Linked DNA regions of Mus musculus: region 1 is linked to region 2. Evidence: chromatin loops called from intact Hi-C (ENCODE). Cell type or tissue: gastrocnemius. All regions are shown on one strand. Each heading gives the region's core, and the rest is flanking DNA. Links, peaks and the distances in the headings are about the cores only. Region 1 holds the start of Cux2 (cut-like homeobox 2). Region 2 overlaps Cux2 (cut-like homeobox 2).

Region 1 (5,364 bases), core at 268-5,267, 50 kb before region 2:
CCCCCCGCCACTGCCTCTCCATTTGGGACCCTATGATATTTCTTCACAATTAAATTTAGACTCTGCACTTTGGGCAGGAATACCACACAGGCACAAAGTCCTTCTCAATACAGCATCCCCAAAAGTCACACCCCAGCAGTGTGTCCCACAGAGGCAGAGTCAGACATATGTTAAAATATATTGAAGCTCTGTTTGTTAAACGGGTTTGGAAAAGGTCTCACAATCGCTAGGTTCTTCTCTCTCTCTCTCTCTCTCTCTCTCTCTCTCTCAAATTCTTTATTACAGGTTTTTAAAAGAGCAGACTCAAAGACACGGGGGCTGCAAGCCGTACAGAGATTCAAGAAGAAAATGTAGTCATTTAAAAAAAAATCACAACGCATTAGTTATGAAATTTGCCTAAATTCATTTTGCGGAATGAGAGCCGTAATTTGAAGGCAGAGTTATGGAGAGAGGAAATAAAACCACATGTCACGTGCAATTTAATCTGGCAGGGAAATGGGCCACTCGGAATTGCTAACTCGGCCTGATTCGTTTCCTCTCTGGAAAAAGCTCTACTTTTGGTCTGAGGAGTCTTTTCAGCTCCTGCGTTAATGTATTTGCACAGACGTCACACGGAAAAAAAAAATGTATGAGGACAGCAAGAGAAATACTGTATCCTACTTTAAATCACACTGCGGGTTTTAAATGGCTCGACGGATGGCTCGGAGCGCTCACACCTTCCCCTGAAGCATTTAAGAAACAGTTATTTACATTACATTAAAAACTTTAATTGCCTTGAAGCACGTGCTGGGAGACGCAAATATTGGAAAATCATCAAAAATATCCATCATGATTCTCCCTCCTTTACAACTCTTCTAAACTTCATCTTTTTTATAACCCACGGTATTGATCTATTGTCCCAGACCGAGAGTGATGTCAGAAGTCCAAGCTCAGCCATAAAAAGGGAATATAATTTCGGTTGGCCGTCCATAAAAGCTAGTCTTTTGACAGAGATGAGGGGGGGACTAGGCCTCTTCTTTTGGAAGGGAAGTAAGTGGGGGGGGTGATGTGCAATAGGGTGTGGTGTGGGGAGGTGGGCAGGCAAGGAGGGTGACTTCAGGGTCTGGAGGTTTTTTTAGGGTTTTTTTTAGGGGGTACCGAGGCATGATGGGTTTCTGAGTCCCTTCTTTAGGATAACAAGTTGGGAGGGCTCATAGAAAAGAAGAGGGATATGTGAAATACGCCCCCTTTTGGTCCAGGGTCTGAGGAACTGCAAAGGCCGGGACCTCCCCGCCCTGGGTTAAAGATCAAGGAGAAAGCAGAAACGCTATACTCAAAGGGCGTGTGTGTGTGTGTGTGTGTGTGTCCGTCCATGTGCGTTGGCCATGGTAATGATAACATGACACCCTGCCTAGCCCCCATAGTGATGTTAGAGGTCCGGAGCTGCTACAGCGGGCCTTGGAGAACCTCAACTGATCCAAGCAGCTGTTGGGGAAAGGCTGCTTCCGCAAAGGTTTCTCTAAGGACATCCTGCAGCAACATTCACTTCACGCCAGGGACTTGCTTTGGAAAGTTGTGGGGTGCGTTACGCCCACTAAAGAATAACGATCAGAGCCCTACTGTAAAGACGCAAAGCATAGACACACAGGTTCCCCAATAGGACTTCCTTCGGTGCTGTACAGCACCATGCTGGGCGCCCGGAGACTTTCCCACGGCTCCGGGGCGCCCCCTCGCGGCGGTCACCCGCAGCGCAGCGAGCGCGTGGCGCGCGGGGTTGCGAGGGGGGGGGTGGACCTCGGCCGGAGGGTCGCGCGTGTGTGCTCCGTGCTCCCCTCGCGCGAGGCCACGCGAGGAGAGCGGCCGCACGCACTGCAGAGAGCTCACTTTGTTCTTTACGGTCCCCGTCGCCCGCGGCCCCTCCGCGCTCCCGCCGCCCCCCCTGCGCATTGATCCGCGCGCGCGGCGCTGTCGATAAGTTTGCAAGGAGCCAAAGTCAAGTGCGAGCGGCGTGCGCGCAGAGCCGGGCCGCGCTCCCGGGGTCCAGCCCGGGTGTTGGCGGCAGCCGCATCCCCGGCCGCGCGCCCGCCCCCAAGATGGCGGCCGAGGGGGGACCGCGGGGGGCCCGGGGGCCGAGGCCGGCCAGGGCTGTACGGGCGACCAGGGGGCCGCGCGCAAGACGGCGCCTGGACTGGCGGCGGCTGCAGGTGAGCAGACCAGCCCGCCTTTGTTCGCTGCCGCCACGAGCGGCCGCCGGGACGCGGGAGCCGCCGAGGCGGGAGGAGCGCGGGGAACGGGAGGAGCGCGGGGAGCACGGAGAGCGCGCGGGCAACGCGGGGGAGCGGGACGCGGCTGCGCAGCCATCCAGCCGCCGCCGCCGCCGCCGCCTCCTCCACCGGCTGCTGCAGCCAGGACGCTCGGTGCTCCTCCCGGGCCGATCCCTGAGGGTTAGTCTCTGCGTCTTGTTTCTCCCTCTCTCCTCGGTTTTTTATCACCCCCTCCGCCTGCTTTCTCTTCCTCCGCCTGCTTTCTGCCTCCGTCCTTCCCACCTCTGTCTTGACCCCCCCCTCCCGCCTCCCCTCTCCGGTCTTGCTTTTCTTCCCTCGCTTCCCCTCCTCCTGCTTTCTCTCCATCATCTTGATATTCCCCTTCTCTGTCTGCTCCTCCCTCCCCGCCCCTTCCCCTCCATCCCAGTCCCGCGGCCCCGGAGCCCCAGGCCCGAGCGCGCGCAACTTTGCGCACCTGCCGCGGGGCGGAGCAGGTGCGCGGGCTGCAGCCCCTGGGAACTTTTGCACCCGCGCCCCTGGGGCTACCGGTTCTACCTCGCTTGCTCTCGCACCCTGCTCTCTCTGCCTTGGCCCCCCTCGCTCCCCTCTCCTTCTCAGGGGCGACACTCTTGGCAGCCCCAGCACTTTTTCCATGTTCCTGGTGCGCGGGCTCCAGGTGCCTCCAGGTTGGGATGTTTGCTGACCGTCTTTCTGAGGCCCTGGGATGGGCGGGGGGTAGGGGGGGAGATGCGGTGTTACAGTACCCCATTTGGCGACACACTTGGGTGCTCATTACGCCCGCAGAGGCTCCCTGCACCCTGCAGTCGAGCAGAGTCGCGGCAGGTGCTGCGATGGCCTGGGCGGGGAAGCCTTGTGGATAACCACGCTCTGAGAGCATTTTGCTTGGCCAGTGACATTCTCAGAATTCGTGACAACACGTCTGGAGATAAAAAAATAAATAAATAAAACATAAAGGGACCCACTTTCCCTTTTTAATCTGTCCGCAGATCTCGTTAAGTTGCTTCTGATAAGTGGCTCGCTCCAGCCCCCCTCTTCTCTGTCCCCACTCCTCGCTCCCCTCCTCCCTCAAAGCCACCGAGCCGGAGAGAAAATCGGGGCACTCAGGCATGCAGTTAATAACTGCAGGAGCTATGCAATTCCTAGTCCGCGCCCGAGTTGAGGTTACAGTTTGGTGGCCGGCTAAGATGGGCAAGGCTGTGTCCTATGCTAGACGGTTTAAAGGATGCTAAAGTGGCTTTGGAGGTGGGGAGCAGGGGCCGGGAGGGGGCAGAGAGAGAGAGAGTTGGGTAGCCACATTGGGCCTGGCACGAAGGCCAATGGTAATCGTATTCCCTGCTAATGTTTGTAAATGAGACCCGGGCAGGCTGGGGGACAGCGTCTTTATTTATGATTGATGTTCTGTAACATAAGGGATGACAAGAACGCGGCAGACTAGAGGGGAGCAAGCGGCTGGGCTGACGGAAGCTCTTACCCGGGTGCTATTGTTATTCTCCTGGAGAGAATTGCTACGGTGAGCTTTACAGCGGCCCCGTATTTGCCCATAGTCGCCGGAATGCCAGTTAACACGATTCTCATTAGATAACTCGCTTTCCATCCAAGCGCCTGGGCTGCAGGCTTGGTGGGAGAGAGAAAGGGAGAGAGAGGCTGCCCTGGGGCTGAGGCCTGGGTGCGGCTCCCCGCGTTGGTTTCAGAGCTGATTGGGGTGGTTCTGGACGCTCCCTGTCCCCAGTCTTGGTGGGGAGGCTTTTGTGGAGCTGTGGAAGGTCACCCCAGTCTTGGTTCCAGCTGACTCCTGGTGGTCTGCACGCCTTTTGTTAGGGTCTCAGGACACACTGAGATGGAAAAGGAGATTTGAGCTGCAAGGGTGGTGAGTGAGGGTGGTGGACACAGGCCTGTCCAGGTGACAGGGACCAGGAACACCAAGACCGCTCCCCCAACGGGGAACATACAAGGGTGTGTGTGTGTGTGTGTGAACTCATTAAGACAATGGCTGTGTGTCTGGCACAAACAGGCTCCCAGGGAGGGGGGCTCATCTGAATCGATATAAAGAGGAGGGGATGCTCCTCCAGGGAGTTTGAAAAGGCTGCATAGTTCCAGAGCTCAGAGGATTGACTGTGGAAGCTGCGGCATGCATCTTGCCAGGCCCAGGCTGGTGCAGCTGCCCACTCTCCAACCCCGCCTCAGCCTCTCCTGTGATCCCTGGCACAGCGTGCAAAGTCCAGGGTCTTCCGGACATCCATCTCTTAGCCCTTTGCCAGGGACCCTTTCTGGTCCATCCTCTTAGTGACTCCTCCTTCACACTCACTGGTATCTCTTCCTTTCTCCTACTCCATAGAGGAAACTTCCACCTATTGTGAAACACAGGTAGGAACTGTGGGTCTGGGCAGGGCCAGAGCTGGGGGCTCCCTCACCAGAGCCTGGGAGGAACGTGTGACTTGTATCCTGGGTTGTTCAGGTTGGATGGTTTCTTGCAGCTTGATTTCTGAGTCTTAAGATGACCCAGCCAGGAAAAGTGGCCCCGTGGCCCCAGGCTGGACCATACTGCTGACGCTTCCCCGTTTGGGACAAGGAAGGTGACCTTGTGCCAGCTGGGCTCTTGGTTCTCTGGAAGTATATATATTTTAAACTTGGAAGCTGTCCAGTTAGTATTTTTTCCCCCCAGCACATTCTTTGAGTACTGGAAGTAGGTTCTTTGACTAGATGGAAATCAGTCGACAACCCTGGGATTGGGGGCTCAAGGAATGACTCTAAGGGACCTGGGTACCCCTCCCCCCACCATGGCATTCCTCAATCGTCTCCACTTCCCCCCCCCCCCTTCCTGCTGTAGCAGCTCAGGAACGAGAAGAAATAAAATCCCGTCCTGAGTTAATGCTGGTATATTTCATTTGGTTATAGGATGGTTTTACAGTGAACATCACTAATGCGGGCGTAGTTTATGGCTTTTCTCTGTGTTATCGTAGTAACTGGATTCATGGGTTCATGGTTTTTCTTTTCTACTTTCGTTTACCCCCTACTCCATACCCTTTATAAGAGATGTTCTGAGTCCTGGCCCCCACACCATCTTTCCTTTCCCCTCTAAAGAAGAGGAGGCTAAGCTTTT
Region 2 (5,364 bases), core at 258-5,257:
CTTGGGGAGACAGGAGTCCATGGTTGTGGATCCCTGTGGTTGCGGGTATGTGTGGCAGACAGTGGACATGTGTGAGCCTACACCGCTCTACATGTACAGGGGTGCGTATAAGTGCATTTGAACATGGGTGCACGCACAGGGTATGTGGACAGTGTGCCGTGTGGGTGCGCGGTGTGTGAGCGTTCTGCATGAGTGATGGTACGGGCACACGTGAGCGTATGTGACACATGCAAGCTGCATGTGTGTGTACATAGGGCACTCCTTTGGCTCCTGCCAGAGCGGGGCTGCCACAGACCTGCCTGGCCCTGGAAGGCTGGGGCAGGCTGAGGGAACAGGCAGGCTGCACCCCAGCTGGCCCCAGATCCCGTTCCAAGGCTGTGGCTGGGTCTACTCTACCCGGCCCTGCTGCCAGGGGTTAGATATGCTTGCTGTCTGTAGTACTGTAGGCTTTGTGGCCCCATGGATGACAAATACTGCCCTTTCCCCCCTGGCTCCCCTAGCTCCTTCAAGGAAGGTGTCTCCACCATCAGGATGGCTCTGTGTTCTTTGGGATACAGCCTGCCCCCTTTACTCTTCAGGGAGCCTAGTGGCTAGCCAGTTGCTCCTAGCCAGGGAAACCTGTCCCCTGCCTGGGTCCACCTACCGTAGGACGTGTCACAAACCGGAAGTCAGGCACCTCATGATACACAGTGGACCTAGCTTATGTCCAGAGTAGTGTGTCAGATGCTGTTCATCCTTGAGCACGTTGCTTGGCTTCTCTGAATCTCCTAGCAGCAGCTGAAAATGGATTTGGGAGAGCTTCAGGGGTGGTGGCTGTTCCTTGTTTGTTACTGAGAAAAGTCTTTCTTGATCAGTACAGGTCTGCATGCCAGGTGGCATGGGTTGTGTAATCCTAGCCATGTGTGACCCTAGCCAGGTCATCCTATCCGTGCCTCAGTCTCCCTACCCGTCGGGTGACGTGATTAACCGTGCCTGCCTCTCGCTGATGCTGTGAGGGTGTCTTCTCGTTTTTACATAAAAGGTTACAGAGCATGCACTATTGTTGTTATTTCTGGAACAGCGGAACGCAGATTAAAACAGCCCCCAGCCTGCAAGCTTGCACGCTTCCATTGTTAAAGCCCGTGTGGGGGCTGCTTCTCTGAAGCTCTGCCCGTGTTGGGTAACATGGCTTGGGGTTGCAGGGTGGTGCCCCGTGGGTGGGCCGCTCTGCCCTCGTCTCTTCAGTAAATTGGCACAGTAGGTCCCAACTTGGCTGAAGCCACCCTGGGCAGAAGCATCTGGCAGGGTGCTGGCAGCACTCACTCAGCGCTGGTCCGCCCGGCCAGCATCGGGCTTGTGGCGGCTGTGGCAGCTCAAACTGGCACATGCTCTCGCTAGAGCCGACTGACATGTGAATGTTGGTGGCAGGCCTCGGAAGCAAGGGTGTGTGGTGGTGCCCCAGAGCCTGGCACCGTACTGTGCCCAGAGTCAACATGCCCTTCAGCCGCTGTGAAGAGCTCAGGGCTGCAGCACCGTGCATGGCCTGGGTGGGTAGAAGGTATTCAGGGATACTCCCCAAAGCACTTAACCAAACCCCGTTTTCCAGGTTCCTGTAGAAGTCTGGTTTCTCTAGTAGCCAGCTGCCTAATCTCTCTGGCCCCCTCTAGCTACTTATATTTTTTTCCTGTTTAAAAATTGGGTGTATAATCTGTGTGGGGTTGCCTACACATTTAATCTCAGCACTTGGGAGGCAGAGGCCAGCGGATCTCTGAGTTCGAGGCCAGCCTGGTCTACAAAAACCAAAATAATAATAATAATAATAATAATAATAATAATAATAATAATAAATGTGTGTATGTACAGGCATGTGCACATCACAGCATGTGTGTGGAAGTCAGAAGACAGCTTGAGGGAGTCGGTTCTCCCCTTTTATCATGTGGGTCCCAGGGATCAAACTCAGGTTACCAGCCTCAGTGGTAGGCACCTTAGCCCGCTGAGCCGTCTTACTGGCTCCACCTTACCCATTTAAACTGGTGGCTGGCATAGGAAGTGAATTCTAAAATCACTTCCTGTATCGTTTCCTCTTTCTTGAGGAAGTTGTCCTTGCTGGTTTAATGAAGATATTGAGACAATATGAAGACTGAGGCAGAGGGTTAGAGTTTTACTCAGTGGCTACCGGTACCTACCTGAGTCCTGCAGAGTCCTGCCTCCAGGGGGCGCTCTCTCATCTAAGAGGTTTGTGGGCAGAGCCTCTTCCCTTCACCCTATAACAGACCCATGCATTTCCCTAACAGAAGGCCAGGTTAGGTAGCTGGCCCTACCATGCTAGGGACATTATGAAACTCCAGGCCCTTCCAGGGGGATCCCACGGACACAGATAAAGGTTGTCACTGGCTGAGGTGGCCTGAAAGTTCCAGGCTTGGCTTCAGACATGGCTGACTGTACTTAGCTTCTGGGAAGCGGTTGTCTCGGCAGGCAACTCCCACCCCCGCTTTCAGCAGCCCCTCACTGGCAGCTGCAGTAAATGAACAACGTGGGTGTCACACTGGAGGGTCCCTCTGCCCAGGTGGTAAGTGGCTCTCACCACCTTTGCTCACCACCCTGTCCCCGTCAAGCCCCGCCCTGGCTCTGTGGCTGCTGGTGCCGTGCTTGTGGCTGTATCTTTAGCCTTTTGGGGGCACATGAGGTCCTGTTCCATACCTGACCTGGTTGGTACCCTGGCATCTTGTGACCTTTCTCCCCAGCCAGCATCTGTCCTTGGCTGATCTGCCCAGTGGCTCTGTGCTGTCCCTAAATAGCCTCAGGGCCACACTGAGGGTTCAGGTGCCAAGATTCATGGCCCAACTTTGCCCCCTGCTCCCCCCTTCTTTCTGTGCAGCATGTCTGGAATATTAGGGGCAATTTAGAGGGAATGTTGTCTTAACTACACTAAGGTGGGAGTCTGGGGCCACTGAAGGAAGGCCATGGCCTTGGGGGCCCCTCGCCAGATCATTTGAATTGATAGGTGACGGGTATTGATTTCTCTCTCCCCTGCAAGGGCTGAGGGGTAGTGACTCAGCAAAGGAAGATGGTTTGAAATTCAGGACTGGCCTGGGAGGAGGACCAGGGAGCTCCCCCTGCCCCTGCTGGCCAGAGCTGTGCGGGAGGGCAGTGACTTTCTCAATGCCTCCCCTCACAGGGAGGGAGGGCTCTGGAACCAACAGAAGCCTGCCCTTGTCTCCTCCTCCCCACCCCCACCCCCGGTTCCAACACCCCCCCCCCCCCAATGTGACTGTGTGCCAATGGCTTTCTCTCCCTGTGACTCAGTTTCCTAGTAGATGTGGCTGGAGAGTGAGTACTCTCGCCTCGCCGGGGGACTGTGCTGTGGACAGAGAGTCCCATCTCCTGGTAGATGACAGGCATTCTGACTGAAGCTGTGACTCATCCCAAGAGCTTTGACTGTGGCGCTGGGATGGGGTGGAGGCCTCTCGCAGGTTGGGCAAAAGGTCTGCCACCAAGCTGTACCCCACAACCCCAGGGAGGAGGTTTAGTTGCTAGCAGATAGGCAATACAGTTTATGAGACACCAAAAGAGAGGCCGTGAGCCCTGGGGAATCCTAGAGGGCTTCCTGGAGGAGATCTTTGAATGACATCACCTCTGACAACGCGTGACCGAAAGGGGTGGTACGGAAGACACAGAATTGTGTTAGGACTTTATGGACAGATAGGAATGTATACAAGTCTCAGGAGATACAGGAGGACAATGGCTGTCCACTGGGGACAGGAGAGAGGACAGGGATGGGGAGAGGTAAGGACATTATGCAGCTATGTTGGGTCAGCCACCCATGTGAGATGGTCAGTGAGTGGACAAGCTGTGGTGACATCGGGCAGTAGCCACATGCTCCACACAGTGCTGAGTGACAGCCTACCATGCCGTGGAAACCACAACCCTGTCCCTGTTTCTCGAACCCTCTGAATCTGCCCAGACCCCAGCTATCCCACTGCTCTATCCTGGCTTGCAGACCCCTCCTCGGGCCCAGGCTACAGCTTTCCAGTCTCTTCTGTGACACTGGGGCACACCGATGCTCACCAGGGTTCCCAGCTAATCCATAGGGCACGGTTGTCATTCTGAAGTTACATTTTGTTGTCCCCTGAGCTGGGCCTCAACCTGGGCAAAACCAGAAGTCTCCAGGGCCGCCACAGCTACCCATTTGTGTGTGGGCCCATGTACGCGAAGGTCGGGGCCCCAAAACTGGGCATTGCTGACAAGTCCCTAGTCCAGAGCCTGTTTCTGCTCCATTTAGTCACCATCATGATTTTTTTTTTAAAGATAGGTTCTGATGTAGCCCAGGCTAGTGCTGAGCTTGCTAGGATGGCCTTGGGCTTGTGCTCTTCCTGCATTCCCCCACTCCCCGCAGTGCATCACCATCGCACCTGACTTACATGGTGCTAGGTGGGTACCTCCTCAACAGGGCCACCTCCAGCAGAGCCACCTCCCAGCCTCAGTCCCCTTTAAAGCAGCACAAGTTCTTCAGTCTTGGTCCTTCCAAACCCGGCACTTCGGATGTGGTCTGACCTTTCTGCTCTGCAGGCCGCCTGTCCTCTTAACGCCTGCCTGCAGGTTGTGTGGCTTGAGCAGCCGTGTCGGAAGAGGGAGAGCGTGTCCTCGTCCTCAGGGCACCCCGTCAGGAGGTGCCACAGTGGTCCCTGCCGTGGCTGCTACTGACCTGATGTCAACTGGCTTCTCCCCGAAAGGGTTACTCCTCCCCTGTGAGGGATCAATAAGTTTCCAGTGGGGGAAACGTTTGGCCAGTTGCCCTGCTGCTCGTTCTTTTGGCCCCACTAATTTTAGCATCCAGGATGCCCCTTCCCTTGAATGCTGACTGCCGTGGGGTGCAACCCCGGGTCATTTTCTGACTCCAACATCCTTTTTACATTGATGAGTCAATGTGCGTTCTCTCCCCCTCTGGTGGTTTATCTTCACAGTTATTTATTCATGTTTCACAAACTTGAGGCTTCTGATGTCATTCTATTTCCCCTCCTCCCTGCCCCCAAACTTCCCCTTTCTGTCCCCGTCCCCTCCCCACCATGTATGTATGTGTCTTTAAGTCCCACATACTTGGGAAGGCCAGGAATGTCATTCCTCAAGTGGTGTCCGCCTTGGTTTTTAGAGACAGGGTCTCTTATCAGCTTGGAGTTTGCCAGGTAGCCAAGGCTGGCCCATAAGACTCAGCGATCTGCCCACCTCTGCTTCACCAGTACTGGAGCTACAAGTGTGGCTTTTGATCATGGATGCTGGAGACTAGAACCAGGGTCCCCATGCTTGTATGGCTAAGCCATCGCCCCCTTTTCTGCCCTCCACTCTCTTTGTCTCCTACCTTCTCCTTTAAACCTTGAGACCAGGATC

What was found. Hi-C counts contacts between places; a loop is a spot of excess contacts. Peaks named below come from ENCODE experiments on the same cell type or tissue, not always from the same donor. Only the 100,000 strongest peaks of a DNase experiment are listed, where the experiment ranks them.
Region 1: it touches region 2 in a loop (3-fold over the local background); 8 of 42 quality-filtered maps call a loop at or near these places.

The regions. Positions count from the first base shown.
Region 1 is chr5:122,046,835-122,052,198 of GRCm38, reverse strand. It overlaps Cux2 (cut-like homeobox 2), which reads left to right and starts at 2,348. Exons shown (of 23, transcript NM_001312908.1): 1 at 2,348-2,423. In gastrocnemius, for the core only: no CTCF peak of the experiment used is centred there; DNase peaks (open chromatin) are centred at 2,758, 3,031, 3,348, 4,334 and 2 more places; H3K4me3 peaks cover 2,194 bases; H3K27ac peaks cover 824 bases.
Region 2 is chr5:121,996,505-122,001,868 of GRCm38, reverse strand. The region is part of intron 2 of Cux2 (cut-like homeobox 2); the gene reads left to right. Among named protein-coding and RNA genes, the nearest start is that of Cux2, 51 kb to the left of the region's middle. In gastrocnemius, for the core only: CTCF peaks have their summits at 2,181 (motif pointing right) and 3,088; DNase peaks (open chromatin) are centred at 338, 1,285 and 2,194; H3K4me3 peaks cover 282 bases; H3K27ac peaks cover 4,111 bases.